Linked DNA regions of Mus musculus: region 1 is linked to region 2. A link is a loop called in an ENCODE intact Hi-C map of the cell type or tissue named here. Cell type or tissue: left cerebral cortex. All regions are shown on one strand.

Evidence for each region. A loop is a pair of places that touch in the nucleus more often than their neighbours do. Peaks named below come from ENCODE experiments on the same cell type or tissue, not always from the same donor. Only the 100,000 strongest peaks of a DNase experiment are listed, where the experiment ranks them.
Region 1: a loop joins it to region 2, with 6 times the contacts of the local background. A loop is called at or near these places in 2 of 42 quality-filtered maps.

The regions. Positions count from the first base shown.
Region 1 is chr12:75,172,283-75,180,282 of GRCm38, forward strand. Kcnh5 (potassium voltage-gated channel, subfamily H (eag-related), member 5) reads right to left here and starts at 5,050. Exons shown (of 11, transcript NM_172805.3): 1 at 4,174-5,050. The coding sequence starts at 4,246. In left cerebral cortex, no CTCF peak of the experiment used is centred here; DNase peaks (open chromatin) are centred at 1,696, 3,201, 3,960, 4,200 and 4 more places; H3K4me3 peaks cover 4,663 bases; H3K27ac peaks cover 2,453 bases.
Region 2 is chr12:74,845,285-74,853,284 of GRCm38, forward strand. No RefSeq gene overlaps it. Among named protein-coding and RNA genes, the nearest start is that of Gm39473, 24 kb to the left of the region's middle. In left cerebral cortex, no CTCF peak of the experiment used is centred here; a DNase peak (open chromatin) is centred at 3,854; H3K27ac peaks cover 394 bases.

The sequences.
Region 1 (8,000 bases), 330 kb after region 2:
AAGACCAGCTGCTCCTAAAGCACTCTCCTCTCTGTTTTCTTCTCCCTTAGTCCTGCTCCTCCTAAGAGAAAAACAACACTTCTGGATTTTCATAAAAGAGAGAATTCCTTAATTTTTGATAGTACTTTAATATTAGTGGATAACCTCACATCAAAAAATATTATTTGAATTTACAATTTTTCAAAAACAGCAATGTAATTTACCATCACTCAAACTAGCCATAGCTAGATACTCATTAGGAATTCAGGAAGAACGCACGGGTAAGATATGCTGCCCGTGAGAATGGGAACATTGAGCGTTTTAACATGTCTTGTCTTTTGAAACTAGTATTCCATCTAAAAGTCTCTTGGGTATTTAACTCTACCTGTGATTTTACAACTCTTTAGTAAACAACCTAGTGTTTACTAAAAAAAATAGCTTGCATGAACACTGACCATATAAAGATGGCAGAGCTCCTGACAATTTTTCCTGACACAGATTTGGTCCATAGCTACTCAGGAAAGGAGTCAATAATGGCGCTGTTCGGGTGTCATGAACTTAACCACAGTTATCAAGCCCTCCCTTCTTCATAGCTTATTTTGATCCAAATAGCCAAATATACAGTTAAACGTCACTATAGTTAACAATCCGATAGTTCAGACCAATTAGTAGGACTGTTTCTAACGCAAAGCAATGATAATTGCTCAAGGAGGTAGATATGCCATTTTCTCTGAGTATCCTACATTGAACCCGAGTATTGAAATGCTACACCACAGTCTATAAATATGTCAATCAAAATCAAAAATCTATTTTTAATGCTTACCTAAACATTCCTGTTGTCTTTATAATTTGACCTTTACAAATTCTTGCAAAAATAGTAAGCTCTCTGTGTTTTCAAGTTAAGGATTATCATGTTCCTTTTATTTGTTTTATCAAGTCTTTAATCTTAAATTTTAAGGGGAGAATTCCTTGCTTCTCCTATTTTGAGAGTTGGCAAAAAAAAAATTTTATGTATCCACCCTATACAATGGCTCACATTGCGTTCTTTTATAGACATAGTCACCACTAACAACTTGAATTCTGGTCTTTAGGAGGAGAAAGCAGAGTAAAACAGCAGTAGAGAGGCCATCATGGTGGCACTGTCCCCCAAGACACTACAGATGAGGGCTTCGGAGTTTGATTATAAAATTCTGAGCTTTAAAAACTCCGTGCCAATATGACATTTCCCTTGTTCATTTGGTCTGCATTTCCAAAAAGTTGTCTGGTAGAATCCTAGCTGCTGGGGCTCTCATGGACAAAAACAAATGTTTATGTCTCTCTCCCTCTCTCTCTCTCTCTCTCTCTCTCTCCCTCCCTCCCTCCCTCCCCCTCTCTCTCTCTCTCTCCTTCCTCTCTCTCCCTCTCTCTCATGTGTGTACCTGTGTCTTTGTGTGTACATGTGTCTCAGTACCTATGTGTGACTGTGTGTCTCTGTCTCTGTGTGTGTGTGTGGTTTTGGTTTTCTCACCATCTCTCTGTCAGTCTGTGTGAATTATGCACTTTTTTTGCCTGCCCCATGTCCATCTCTATGTCTGGGTGGATGTCTGTCCACTTGTTTGTCTGTAGTCTTTCATGTCATCTCTTCCTCTTTCTACACGTGTGTTTATCTGACTCTATACAAGATTTGATCTTTTCAAAAGAAAACGGTCTTGTCTGAGTGAGGAAGCTCATCACTATAAAATGCAGCCTCTGTTTCTGAGTTCTTACATCACCTGGGAAGGCTGCCTCCTTGACTCCCTCAGCTAGAGCTCTGCCAGCAGTGCATTCCCAATGTTCTTAAGTTGGCGAATGATTAAATCTCCAGTGTGACAAACCTGATCCATCTCTGAGAATCCTAGAGGGAATTTTATCTGTTGCTCATAATTAAACAATCTCTTAGGATGAGTTTTTCAATTTCTCTGCCAAATTGGGGAGAAATGACAACTGGAAGGCCCTTCCCCCATAAACGGATAGACCAATCACATACTGCAGTTCTCAATTCAGGTACTTGCTGAGGCCTTCCGGTCCTTACTACATATAGATGTGCATAACTCTCAAGTCTCTATCACATGCCCAACAAAATCCCAAGGTTTTACGTCCGACAACTATTCAAAGTTGGGCATAGACAATGAAAGGTGGGATCCCTAAGTGTCAACGCAGGTAAATCTCACTCATACTTGCCGTTAACCAGGGAAAGAAGCACTAAATTAATGAAAGCATTCTAATCCCAGAGTGTAAATAAGATAAAAATATTCATATGTTGTATGGTAGATATAAAGTGGAGATGAAGGGAGGAGACAGATCTGAGCCACATGACGTAAATCATCATTTCATGTCACATTTTACAGAAACGTATTCTATGACCATCTCATCTCTGGTCCAACCTGAGAAAGTTTGGACTGATACTGCTACAAATGATAAACTTCAATCCTGGACTTCTCATTGTGTCTCTCTTCACCTCAGAGGGTGGCAGGGAGTCTATGGGTCTGGTATTCTAAGGTCTTCCTCAGAAACTGCTCTCAAAAAACAAAAAGCGTGAAGTAGAATAACTCAAGAAGATGGGAAATTTGCAAGAAAATCGCCATAAGTCTGTAAATAACTGATTCTAGTAACCTTTAAATTCCACGCAGCAATTGATAGTCTTAAAAGTAATGTTCCCTGTATTCTAGATTTCTATAAGATATTCATAAGACAATGGGTTAATATAGAAGTTTCATGCCATTATGAACTTCTATCTTAATTTATATTGTTCTAAAACCTGAAAGTGCATATGAACCTCACACTAGCGTAGCTAAAAATAATACAGGGATTAAAATGACTGTGCAGTACTATAAGCTATTTTTTTAAATCCAAATGTATCACTGCAGCTCTATACTTACACAGAATCACACACTGACTAACATGAAAGAAAGATTCACAAAGCTCCAACCCAAACTCCAAGGTGAACATCTAAAGAAAACACTTTAGGTTATTCCAATTCCAAGGATGCCTCTGCAAGCCTAGTTTTCAGAGAGATGCTAATCCAAGAGGTGGTATTGTCTAAGCTACTACTCTGTGTCCAGTTATCTGCTATCATTTGTGTGTGTCCCTCTAGCCCACAGCCAAAGATCTTAGCCACATGGCCCACACTGAGCCTCCTGTGCAAGGCTCCCAAATACACTTGGTTCCCATGAGTGATTGACAGAACAAGGGATCACAGAACCCTCACAGAACCTTCCAACTGTTTTCTGACTCAAATCCATGTGCAGAATTATATTCTCATGGTTCTCCAGAAAGGGGTTCCGAAGAGAAACCCTTAAATGATACTCCATACAGTTTGCTTGTGGAGTTGAAAAATTATGTAAAAGAGTTTTTAAAACAATTAAAAGATGCATAAACCCAGTAGATCAAATTTGTATAATCCGACCACGCATAAATGGATGGTATTTTAAAGGCACGTCAGAGGCAGGGCGCCTTCATGTGCAGGAGCAAGGTAGAGTGGTATTGTTTAAATCTTTTTTCAAGTGCATTGAAAGTACAGAAACTATGGCTTTGTTTTTACCCTTCTTCTGGTCAAGTGCGATAGGCAAGATATAACCTATAAACTAACACGCAATGAAGAAAACAAATAAAACGTGAAACTTTAAACCAAATTTGATCCGAGTAACTGCCTTCCCATTTTCCAAGCACTGACTGTTTAGGATTCAATTCCGACTACTCGCCCTAAGGCAGGGTACTTTCAGTTGTGCACAGTGGGTCCAAAAGCCATCCTAGTGACTTAAATTTGATGAAGTGGCCACTTTCCCAGTCATTCCCAACTTAAAAGGAAAGCTTCCTCCAAAAACTGGCTCTAAGAATTTGGTCAGCGCTTGCAGCTTGTTTGGGGAGCGATGGGACAAGGAGCGATTCATCATCAAAGTGAAATTCAAAGCTATTTTGATGGACCTCCGCTCTACCCACCCCCTTTCCTAGCTCCTACTCTAAGGTCTGGACAGGTGGGAGGGGGTACATCTCTCTTAGGAAACAGATGCAACTTAAGTCCCTCCACCACCTCCTTCCCGGCCCCCACCCACCCTAAGCCACCAGGTACCACTGCCTACACCCCCTCCCCCCTTAGAAGAGGGATGGGATGGGCAGGACGGGGGCGCCGTGGGCGGGATGAAGGTAGGGAATGTTCTGAACTGCAACTCTCCTTACCACTGGAGCGCCTGACGATGTTCTCCAAAAATGTGTTCTGCGGAGCCACCAGCCCTCTCTTGCCCCCCGGCATCCTGGGTCTGGAAAGCAGCGGCCAGGATCCGCGGCGGGGGAGGGGGGGAAGCAGGAAGAAAAGGTGGAAGAAGAGGAGGAAAAGGTAGTGGAGATGGTGCTGAAAGAAAAGGGGGCGCGGCGGCGGCGGCGGGGTCCCCTGAGTGTGTCTCCAGCCCGACCCGGATGAGCAGCTCTGGGAAGGAGGACCAAGCAGTTCATGGTAGTAGCGCTCCCCCGGCCGCCGCTGCCCAGACTGTGGCGGTGCCGCACACGGGGCTGGGGAACTGCAGGCTCCGCCGGGCACAGTGCGCCTGCGCCGCCCCCGCTGTCGCTGTCCCGCCGGTGCTGATGCTGAGGCTGCTGCTGAAGATGCTGCCGGGGAGGCAGGAGCCCGGACGCGGGCTCAGCATTTCTCCCTCTGCCCCGCGCCCGGGCTCTGGGAGAGAGCGAGGAGCAACTCGACTTCCCTCTCCCCACCCCTAGCCCAGGCTAAGACCCCATTCCTTAGCTCTCTGCTCCCTTGGTCTCCTAGCCCACCCTTCTCACTCAGCTGTTTCACAGCTACCCAGGGCAGCCAAAGTTCTGTCCAGGCTTTGCGAGCGCCTAGTGGCTGCTCCTTTCTCCAGGAAGATCCAGACAAGTGCTCGCTGGCTGGTGCGGGCTGTTGTTCGCGAGGCAGGCACCAGAGAGGGAAATGGCAATCTCTGGGGAGAGCAGGTCACATCTCAGCTTCTCCTGCTGCCGCTGTCCGAAACCCCAGCAGCTCCGGAGGACTCGGGTCCTGGGGCTGAGATGCAAGAGGGCTCCTGCTCTAGCCCAGACTGTGCGCCGAGTAGGAAGTGACTGGGTGGCGCTCGGGGACGCGGAGCAGCCACCTGACGCTGCTACCGCCCCCCTCCGGGCTCTGGCGCCTGAAGCCTCCACACGGGAGCTTTCTACACCCTGAGAAACCCCACTATTTGGAGCAGAAGCCAGATGGAATATGAGAGCAGAGCTGGCACCCGGAATGGCCCTGCGCCCCAGGCTGGATTTGGCGCGCGAGGGGTGGGGAGGGAGGTTGGCTCTGACACAGCCTCTGGAGAGCTACCCCAGGGCTGCTAAGTACAGGAGAACAGGAAACCGGATCCCCCTACCCAAACTTGGAAAAAAGAAAAAAGAAAAATAAGAGTTCACTTAATGCTCGATGCTAGCAGTCCAAAGAGAGAGTCAACAATTCAGACAAGAGCGCGAGCAACCGGCAGCGCTTGCGTGGAAAAGTGGTACAAGCTGAGAGAATAAAGCTGCGCAAGGCTGGGGAGAGGCCGCCCTCCTCTACATTCAGGACCTGGACCGGAGTGGGACTGTTAAAAAGCGGTCTAAAAGCAGGGGGCAGCCACACGAAAGGGAAATTTCCACAAGTGAGAAAGGGACCGGAAGACATGAAAAGAAAGGGGGAGCCCAAAGAGCTTGGCAGCCCCTTCTTTTGTGAAAGGCGCTGTTTTTGCTCCAGGCTACAGCATTAGCATCCCCTAAGAAGTCTTGACATGCAAATTTGGGGGCCTTATCCCTAAGTAGGGGCGCTAAGAACTCTGAGGATGGAGTTTATCAATCTGTTGGTAATAAACCCTCTGCCTAAATATGATACCCAAGCCACAAGCGTAGGGCAACCCTAAACTTCCCTTTAGGAGACTCCACCTGGGCCTGTGGAGTCAAGAACCCTCTGGGAACAGAAAAGGCTCTGAGTTGGGGGAGAGGCAGGGGGCAAAGGGTAAAGGTTAGTTGAATGATACATCTTGGTTGCTGGGGTCAAGCTACCCAGGGCGAGGTAATCTTTGTGGAAATGATTGCCTGTCAAACAGAGGGCATCCTGAGAGTAAGAGCAGCAGCATCTACTTGCTACCTACGGGCCTGTGACAGTGAAATACTCCTCCATTCACTGGCCTTTAAAGTGCTCTCCCTAGCTCTCTGTCTCTCTGTCTGTCTCTGTCTCTGTCTGTCTCTTGCTCGCTCTATCTATCTATCTACCTACCTACCTACCTACCTACCTACCTACCTACCTACCTATCTATGTATCTATCTCTGGCAGAGAGTTAAATGTAAAGCCAGGATCCAGGTTTTACCCTACGGTAATTTTTCTTTCCTCCAAAATTTCCGCTCCCCACCCAGAGCCAGGGCAGCTGCACAAATTTGAAAGGTGGCCATGCCAAAAGTTAGCTCCATGGAGATTCCTTCTGAGGGAAAATGAAAACGGGTTGGGCCACAGGAATAACAAGGACTTCACAACCAGACCCATCACTACAACCCCAATTTTAAACACATACTTCATTTCCCCTTCTGCTGTGTCTTACATGACCTGTTCTAAAAGATCCCAGATTACTCAGCTGTTGGTGGAGTGCTGAATATACAGACATAATACTTGAAAATACAAGCATCTCTATGCAAGGTTTCTATCCTTGACTTGTAGCATGATAGGGCAATTCTACCATCAACGTTGACGGGGAATATTTTCAGCCTATATGTTCTTTTGCACATCCTCAGCTGCCCACATCTCGCCTCTGGGTATTGATTTGAAGTCTCAGCTTCCCAGCGTTTCCTATCTAATATAAATATCCCCGTCCTAATCAGTTCTCTGTGGGTGTATTAGCTCACACTTCCCAAAGAGGAAACTCTTCGGACTCCATTAAGACGCAGTCACACAATCACTGTAGAATGTCCCCATTATTCCCATCCACAGCTTTAATTAAAATGGCATGCTTCCTTTCTTCTTTATCCTTAATTTCTGGATGGCATTACACTGTTGGCTTATCTTAATGACTGTATGGAACTAAAGCAGCTAGCTGGGCATTACAAAATGTCAAAGCATTTGGTTACACTTCCCTTAATGTTCCAGTTTAGATTCTCACTCAGGCAAAAACTGATGCCTGGAAAGATAAAGTGTCCTAATCTAGAGGAAACAGTGCTTTAGAGCACTTGGGGTAGAAACTAGAATAGGGCCTCCTACCCGTAACCAGGGCTCCTTGTAAATAATAACCTGAGCTTGGATTTGTATGGCAACAGCCGACAACATCCAGTCATCTTTATTGCCATCACTCACAGCTACGGGAAAGAGGAACCCCTAGCAACAACTTGCAACAACTCCCAATCAAATCACAGTGGAAGAAAGCAAAGCAGAGAGAGAGGCTGTGGAGGCAGCAGCATCGCGGTGGTGGCGGCAACAGCAGCAGCAGCAGATGGACTGTCTGGCCCTAAGGAGTGTGCTGGCAGATTCCAGCAAGGTGTCAATACAGCTCTTTCAAAGGGGTTTGCAGACAAAGTCCATATGTTGTAACCAAACCACAGGATTGATCAGGTGAGAAAGTTGAGGTTTTAAAGGCTGCCGTGTCACACGAAGGGCTTCTCTTTGTTTATTTTATGACCAAAATTCCATTTCAAAGCATAACCTCTTGTGCTTTGTCTCCTGCGTCTTTAAGAGTGGTGATTAGAAAGGTGTTGTCTGTGAGAACCAAGAGTTCCAACCCCTGCAGACTCTGCTGCCTCCAGGATCAACTGCAGACGTGTTCCAGTTTAGAAGGAAACAATGTAAAAGGAGAGGCTTAGAAATTAATTTATTAGGTAGTGATAATTTGTAGTCACTCTTGGTTCCCTAAAGAATTCTTACTATAAAGGATTTCTTTTTTTTTAACATAGCGTATGAGATGGTATCTGTAATTACATTTCAGTTTTCTAGAAGTGATACTGCTGGAGCCCTTGTGGACAAACGGTCCCAAAAACCACTCCCTACAGGAGTGATGCTT
Region 2 (8,000 bases):
GTTTTCATAAATTTTCCTTGTGTTTGTTTTAATTGTTCTGTTTTTTTTTTCTAAATGGAATAAAGCCCTAAGCTTGTCAGCTAAGCTACTATAACACTGAGCTAAATCCCAACCGCTCATAAACCTTCTTTGAATTGAAATATAAGCCCACCTTGATGTCAGGGAAGTCTTCAGTGACAAAATGCCATAATAATCATGCCATTCAAACCTTTCCCTAGAGGAAGACTACATACTTCTGATTCTCTGCACTGTCACATTCATGGTGGTAACATAGTACTGGTACTGTTTCCTTCAGAAAAACTTCTGTGATTGTTGAAATAAAGTCAAGAAGCTATTCATTGAGCCTAAAGAAGCCACATCTGTCTACCAACAATGTTGCAGAGAACAGCAAGTAAAACAGAGATGCCAGAGACTTTCAATGATAGTAACAGGTCTTTCCAGTCATAGGTAACCCATGTATGCAGTTTGTCTTGCCCAGTGCAGGGATCTAAAGCTTCCTCAGCACTATGAGTGCAAGAGATATGCAAACAACCGAGATTGGAGCTGTTCACCTGTGTCTACATTACAGGTATCTTAAGCATAGCAATGGCCTGGACCAACTGACTGAGTTTCCCATAACACAGATGTCACAAACGCAGCATGGAACACTCAGGGGAATCCAGACAGTGCACAGTGCAGAAAAGAACAGGAAGTGGGATGTTGCCAAGCACATTTTAGCTAAAGATTTTTTACCATACCTTCACTGGAGAGTGCTTTTGTTTACTTATTAAGGAATAAGGGAACCCTCTTGTAGAAAAGATGCCATCCATAGTCTGTAACTAGGTCTTAGGTAGATGAACAGTAGGGTGTAAGATCTTCTCAGTCTTTAGTGTAGGCTTGACTTGTTGACAAATCTTTTCATTGTGAACCTCTTTGAGTATATAAAAAGTATACACAAAAAGTGGTGAAGAATGAAAATACAGTTATGGATGTACAGAGGCACAAATCAATATGGCTGTCCTTCAGGCTTTACAGGAGAATAGTTCCAGGACCCTCCCAATTTTAAACTTCACAGATATCCAAATACTGTTGTTAAGATGGAGTAAGATTTATATATGAACTCCACACATCTTCCCATGTACTTCAAACTGTCTCTGGCTTACATACAACACTTATCACAAATGAGTGCTCTACAAATAGAAACTACAGTATATTTTCAAAGAAAAAGAACAAGAAAAAAGTCTGTGGATGATAGAACGAATTTCCCTGTGGGTCCACAGGAAGAGCAGTATCAACTCTTATCTATTAGCCTCCTAAATGAAGTAGTTTCTTAAATATTTTTAGTCTGTAGTTGATTGAATGTTCAGACATTGAATATACAGATATAAAGAGGTGATTTATATTGGAAGAAGTAAAGATATATATATAGAAGCAAAGATGTGTATGAGTAAATATAAAAAATATACACTTATGAATAATTATCTATATGGTACAAATACAGACATATAAACATAGTTTGGCTATATGAGTGCTCTTGACCACCATAGGCATCAGCCCAGGGCAATTACGAACAAGGGATTAGTGATGCCAATTTTTTTTTCAAATTTTGTAAAGTTGCAAGATAGTTGATGGACTCCCTGAGATTTGCTTGAATATTTTATGGAAGGAGAAATAGCCAGGGAGTCAATCAGAGGAAACTGGCTAGTTGAAAATGTCAATACAAAATAATAGATACACACCTGCTTACTGAATAATAAGTTGTTTATTTTTTGCATTTGTTGAAATGTGCTTTTCCCTATAACTAATAGCTTTTGGACTGGCAAGGTGGCTGATCAGGTAAAGTGCTTGCCACCAAATCTAATGACCTGAGTTCAATTCCCAGGATCCACATTGTAGAATGAGAGAACCAATTCCCTTAAGAAATCCTCTGAGCTCCACAGACATTGTATGGGCACATACATGCACATGCATGCATGTGTGCGTGCGCACACACACACATTTTTCATAACTAAGAACCTTATTTATTTAATATATTATTAACTTTTCATGCAATATTCTTAGATTATATCTTTCCCCTTTCCCAAATATCCCAGATGCTCCCTGCTTCTCTACCAACCCAACTTCATGTGCTTTGTCTCTTAAAAATTAAAAAAAAAATTAGAAAAGGAAAAGCAAAACAAAACAAAAAATAAAACCAGAAAAAAAACACCAGACCCTCCCTCCCCCCCCCCCAAAATAATGCACACACAAAAAACATGGAGCCCCTTTTAATCAAAATTGAAAGTTAATTTCTACCTTGGATATTTTGAAATATTGTTTTAATTGCTACTAAACTACAGAGACTAAGTCAGAGACCATACAAGGGGAAAGTCAAAGCAACAATGGGATGGGAAACAGGATAATGATACTGTATAGACTTTGAATAGACAGAGGAGAGGGCATGATAACCAAGGGAAAGCAATGGGGAGAGGAGAGTAGTGTGGCCCATGGAGCAGGAAGATACTAGTATAACAATGGACACACAGCACAATATTGAACTGGAGACGATGCTCTTGATCAGTGGGATCTTTGAAGGCTAACAGGTTCAATCTCATATTAACTAAGAAATTGATGCCTACTGATGATTTTCAAAAAGAGAATTAATAGGAAGAAGTTCATCTTAGAGAAGATTAATTGTATTTAAGATGGCAAAGAGTTGGCTGACCAGTAGATGAAACTTGGACTTTAAGTCATTTGATGTAGATAAAGACCAAACTGGTGGGTAGATATGTTGAGAATTCGGAGTAGGCATGAGAAAGCTCTTAAATTAAGAATTCAGCAACTACCTGACTGTTCAGTTCTTGACACTGGGGACTAATCATTCCATCTTAGTTAAAAGGCACTAAATATAAATCAATGGAATTGATTAATTTAAAATACAATGACTGGCAAGAGCTGGGACATTGATTTAAGTTTTAAAATATGACATATTGAGAAGTTTTTAAAGACCGAGTTTTATTTAATTTTCTCAATCGATGCCTTAGAGATGTTTATTTTCATCTCATTTTCACTTAAATGGAAATACAGATTACAATATTTACAACAAACAATCTTTTTTTCCTCCTAGTGCAGAGAGTCAAACTCAGAGTCTCACAAAGGAGAACAAGTGAGTGCACTTCCAGTGAAATTTGTATATTTGCTAAAGGATGTGGGTAGATGTTCTGAAAAACACGAAAAGTATACAAAGGAAGTGGCAATACCAAGTTATAGTATACAGACATTTTAAAATAGTACAGTATAACACATAAAAAATAGTCCTATTCTCTATCCATTGCATAAGGATGTAAAGGGTATTTTAGTTGTTTAAAGTTAGTTTGGATTGATCATAAAAATCAAGAGTCCAGATTAAATGCCAGCACCAAAGTACCCCAAGTAAATTTTGTTCTGTATTTATAGAACTGTGAATACTGTATTCTCATGAGAAGAACAATCCGGAGTCTGAACAAACAGTCCCTCGCAGAGGATAAAGCTTGAGAGTGACAAGATGCCGACAGATTATGACAGCTGCTGTGCTGCCTGACCTGGAACATTTATGCAGTTTCTAAAAGTGCATAGGAAGCACATTTTATCATCGCATCCAGGGCATCAACCTTATATTTTGAGGTGTTCATTACCCACAATCCCATGGGCTCTGGGAAGACATCAAAACTGGAGTTCATTAGTTAACATTTTAAAAGGACACGATTTGAAGATGCTCCCCCCAGGTGCCCTGATTTCAGCAAATTTTGCTTCATATGCCAAGTGCTGAAAACAGCTAACACCACTATTATTATCCACAAGGAAATCCACCCACCACGCGGACCTGTGCCAAGGAACCAGTCTGAAATGCTGACAGCATCGCAAGGCTTTCCAACTGCAGGGACACGGAAGCAGCTGCGGTTTTCCTCACCAACGCAGATGGCAAAAAGGGAGTGTGTTTGTTGGTACTCAAGAGGGTGGTTACAGGATGGGAAAGCCGGAAAGAACTTCTGCAGATGTACCCAGCCATGCAGCAGTTAGTTCCAAATACTAGTTACTTGCCTCTCACATCTCCCACCTGCTCCTTGTCTGATTGCTCGTTCTCGAATCCTTCAGTTACCATCTACCCAATGATCCATGCTGTAAAACTGCAAAATTTGGATTTTCCTGTCCACTGTCCATCAGAGTGAGAAAACTTCAACTCCATCCTTCACCTCTGGCTCACACCTATACTCCCCTGCCCTCACATTTCTCTAGATGCCTGCTGGAGGGTTTCCTTAGGTTTGTGTTTGATCTTAATGAATTATTAAGACAGTATTCTATCTTTAGTAATGATGTGATGATGTGTTAGAGAGACTTGATGTTGGAAAACCCAAACCATTAATTTAGAAAATAAAAAATAAAAATGAGCAGTTGGAATCATTTCTATGTGGCGTTCAAATCCAGAATCAATATTGAACTTAACAGAATATTGGCAGACAGATTATTTAATTAGATAACCCAAACATTGCTAGAGCCTGGGAAGCTGGCTGTTGGCAAAACCCTGGCAGAAAAAGCATGAAGATCTGAGTTCAGATCCCCAACACCCACAAAAAGCTGGGTGTAGTTATAATTATACCTGTTTGTAATCTTAGTACTGAGGAGGTGGAGACAGAAGGAGCCCTTGACTTTCTGGCCAACCAGTCTAGACAAGTCAGTGAACTCCAGTTTCAGTGAGAGACCTAGCCCCAAAATGAAAGAAAGCAACTGAGAAAGACAGCTGATGTTAACTTCCAACCTCCACACACATGTGCACAGACACACACACGCCCCCAACCCACACACATGCCCCACTCACCCACACATGTGAGCATACACACACCCACACGCACGCACACATGCTCACATGGGTACACACACACACACACAGTGCTAAGTTATTTTAGAGAAAAAGATTGAGGCTGAAGAGACAGAAGTGGGGTTAAAGGATGCTACCTGCTCCATATAATGTACTTGTCAATGATATGCCTATCACACTCTCCTGCCTTATGCACTTGGACATTCAGCAAGCGTAAGATCTCAGAGGAGTCATCTTCAGAAAATTAAGATGTGAGCTTGGCTTTTAATTTTGGAGGTTGATACAAGCAGCGATCTCCTTACTTCAATACCAAAGAAATACATTGTTTCCCCTGAAAATGAAGTCTCTCCTGAGGAATTCAGATCCAGCCTGAGTGACAGCTTGGGAGGGGGTCTATTGACTGCTGCATACCTCTCCACAGAGACCACTGTTTCCGGCCCTATCAGGGGCCAGGCCTATTGCTATGTGACAGTCACCTTGGAGACACAGCAAGAGCAGCTTCCCCCCAGTGGCCTTTTCTTCAGTTCCTCACTTTGAAAGCCACTTATACTTGAATGTATTATTTAATCTGGTGAAAAATGCATCAGTCTTCCAGACCTTCAGAGCTCATACAGGTTTTAAAAGGTCTGGAAATCTTTCTAAAACTAAAATAGCCCTGTCCTTGACAGGGCGATGCATGGTGTTCTTATCACGACCATCGGCAGCGAGCCTGAGTTAAACAATTAAATAAACAGTTTGTGAATTTAGGTTTCATGATGCTCCACTCCTCACCAAGGAGCTTAAAGGGGCCTCGAATGTTGTAAAGCAATTATCCTCCCACCACTCTTAAAAAGAAGTACAAAATTGCTATAGTCATAGCCTCGAATCGTGTTAAATCCCAGTTGAAAAATAACTAGCAAAGGAAAGGAAAATAGCCTGACCCAGCTTAAAGAACAAAACCCAAAGCCTTGAACAAATGCCGAATGTCCTCACAAAGGGAAGAAACTGACTGTGCCAACTGAATCAAAGATTCCCAATTCAATTAATACATTTAAACAAGACCCGCAGAATTTGCATGTAAGTTTTTGGTACTTTTAAGCTATAGAATCAAGCCACAGATAGGCAGAGAGACAAAGGCTTGTGGTTATTCTGTGCTAAGCCATGCTACCTAGGTTTCAAGTACATTTCACAGAATTCTCGTCTCTGTGTGAAATGGAATCCCAAAGATATTCAGAGTCTCATTTAGATTGGAGATTAACTCTGTTTCAGACAGTGCAGTGCAATTTGTGTATATTGTTGTGGCTATGCTACCCCTATCGACATCTTTCTTGTTACTACCTTGGAAGTCCACATCTTTTAAGAGTTATTTTTACTTGTATCTATGTGTGGTAGTTTTTAATGGAAAAGATCCCCATTGACTTATATGTTTAAATTCTTGGTTCCCAGTTGGTTGACCTATTTGGAAAAAATTAGGTGTGGCCTTGTTGGGGAAGGTATGTCACTAGGGATAGGTTTTTAAGGTTCCAAAAGACTCTCAAGCCACTCCTCCTCCTCTGCCTCCTGCTTGTAGATCAAGATGTGAGCTCTCGGCTGCTCCTGCCATTATGTCTTTGCTCTGCCATAATAGACCCTGACCCTTTAAAACAGTAAGCTCCAAAGATACTCTTTCTTCTATAAGTTGCCTTGGTGGTCCTGGAATTTTATCACAGCAAGAGACGAAATGATTAAGGCAACATGTGAGTGTCTGTATTTGTATGCCACATTTATGTGGTTACCCTCAGAGGCCAGAAAAATTTATTGGTTCCTGTAGAGCTATAGTTATAATCAGTTATGAGCTGTCCAATGTGGGTGCTGGGAGCCAAACTTTAGTCCTCTGGAAGGGTACTCTTATCTACTGTACTGTGTCTCCAGCAGGGGCTTCTAGTTTTGAACTTGATATATTCTTTGGGCACAGTATCAACTTGTCTTTCAAGTCTCCTACTCATCAAAGTCAAAGTCTCACGGGCAATGTCATCCCCTCTTTCTCCACTCTACCCTGCAGGCTCCAGCTTCACTCCACTTGATCCATTCACCTTCTCCTTTCTTCTCTAGCTTCCTGATCTGACCACTTCAGGTATGTTACCAGATGCAAATGCAAATGACTTTGCAGAAACTGCTTAAGCAGTGTGCCCAATGGAAAGAAGTACAGAATTGCAATGGACAGAGCCTCAAAGGTGCTATTACCTCCTAGACACAAAGACAGAGATGTGGCAGTCTGCTCCAGAAATTAGAAACAAGCTGATCTCATCACCTACCTGCTTAGTTGCAATGTACCAGCCCCTTTAACAAATTCCTTACTTTATCTGACTCCCGATGACTTGCTTCTCTGACCAAATTTTACTGACCCAGGGGCATGCCAGGCTCTGGGGTAGGCATATTGTGATATGCTGTCCAATTAAAACTGCATAAAAGCTTCATTTTTAACTGTGTTGGAAGGAAAATTAGGTGAAGTGCCTATAGTCACACAAGTCTGTGGCACCAAATTCAAGCTTTATGTCATTACCCCAGTGTCACGCAGTTTGATAAAGGCTCCTATCCCTGAGGCAGATTGAACACTGCTTTGATAAATATAGGTGACAAGTTAAAGAATTCAGAGCCCAGGGCCTGGTTATAATAATAGGCTAGAGGGATACATGTTGATTAGACCAGAGACAAAGCTAAGAAGCCCATGACAAGGACAAAATAAAGGGGCTGGAAGTAAGCCTAATCTTTATGGACCAGAGAGTCTCAGCATGAGTTATTAGAGCATAGAAAACTGAAGATAAAACAAGTAATAATCCAGAGAGGAAACAGAAGTTGGAAAGTCCAAGGGACTACTAAGGTGGACAAAATAAAATTTGGGAAACTAGACATCACATTTTGAATGAATACTACATCTTTAAGAGGCAAACTTGACATTATCAGAGACAAATCACCGGGAAAAGCACAAGGGGAAAGGAAAACGCATCACTGCGAATCTGACCACCAGCAGAGAAAGGGCCAGGGGGAATGTTCAGAAGGCAGGAGGCAGCAGCAGTTCAGAAGGCAGAAGTCTGTGGTCACTTGGCTCTATGGCTTCAGGCCGTGAGAGTGATGTGGAACCTCCTGTTGAGGAGCACAGGGTGGAGCAAATGGGTGACCTCACACAGACAGGAGACAGAGAAGACAAAGGAGGAGGGTACAAAGTGCT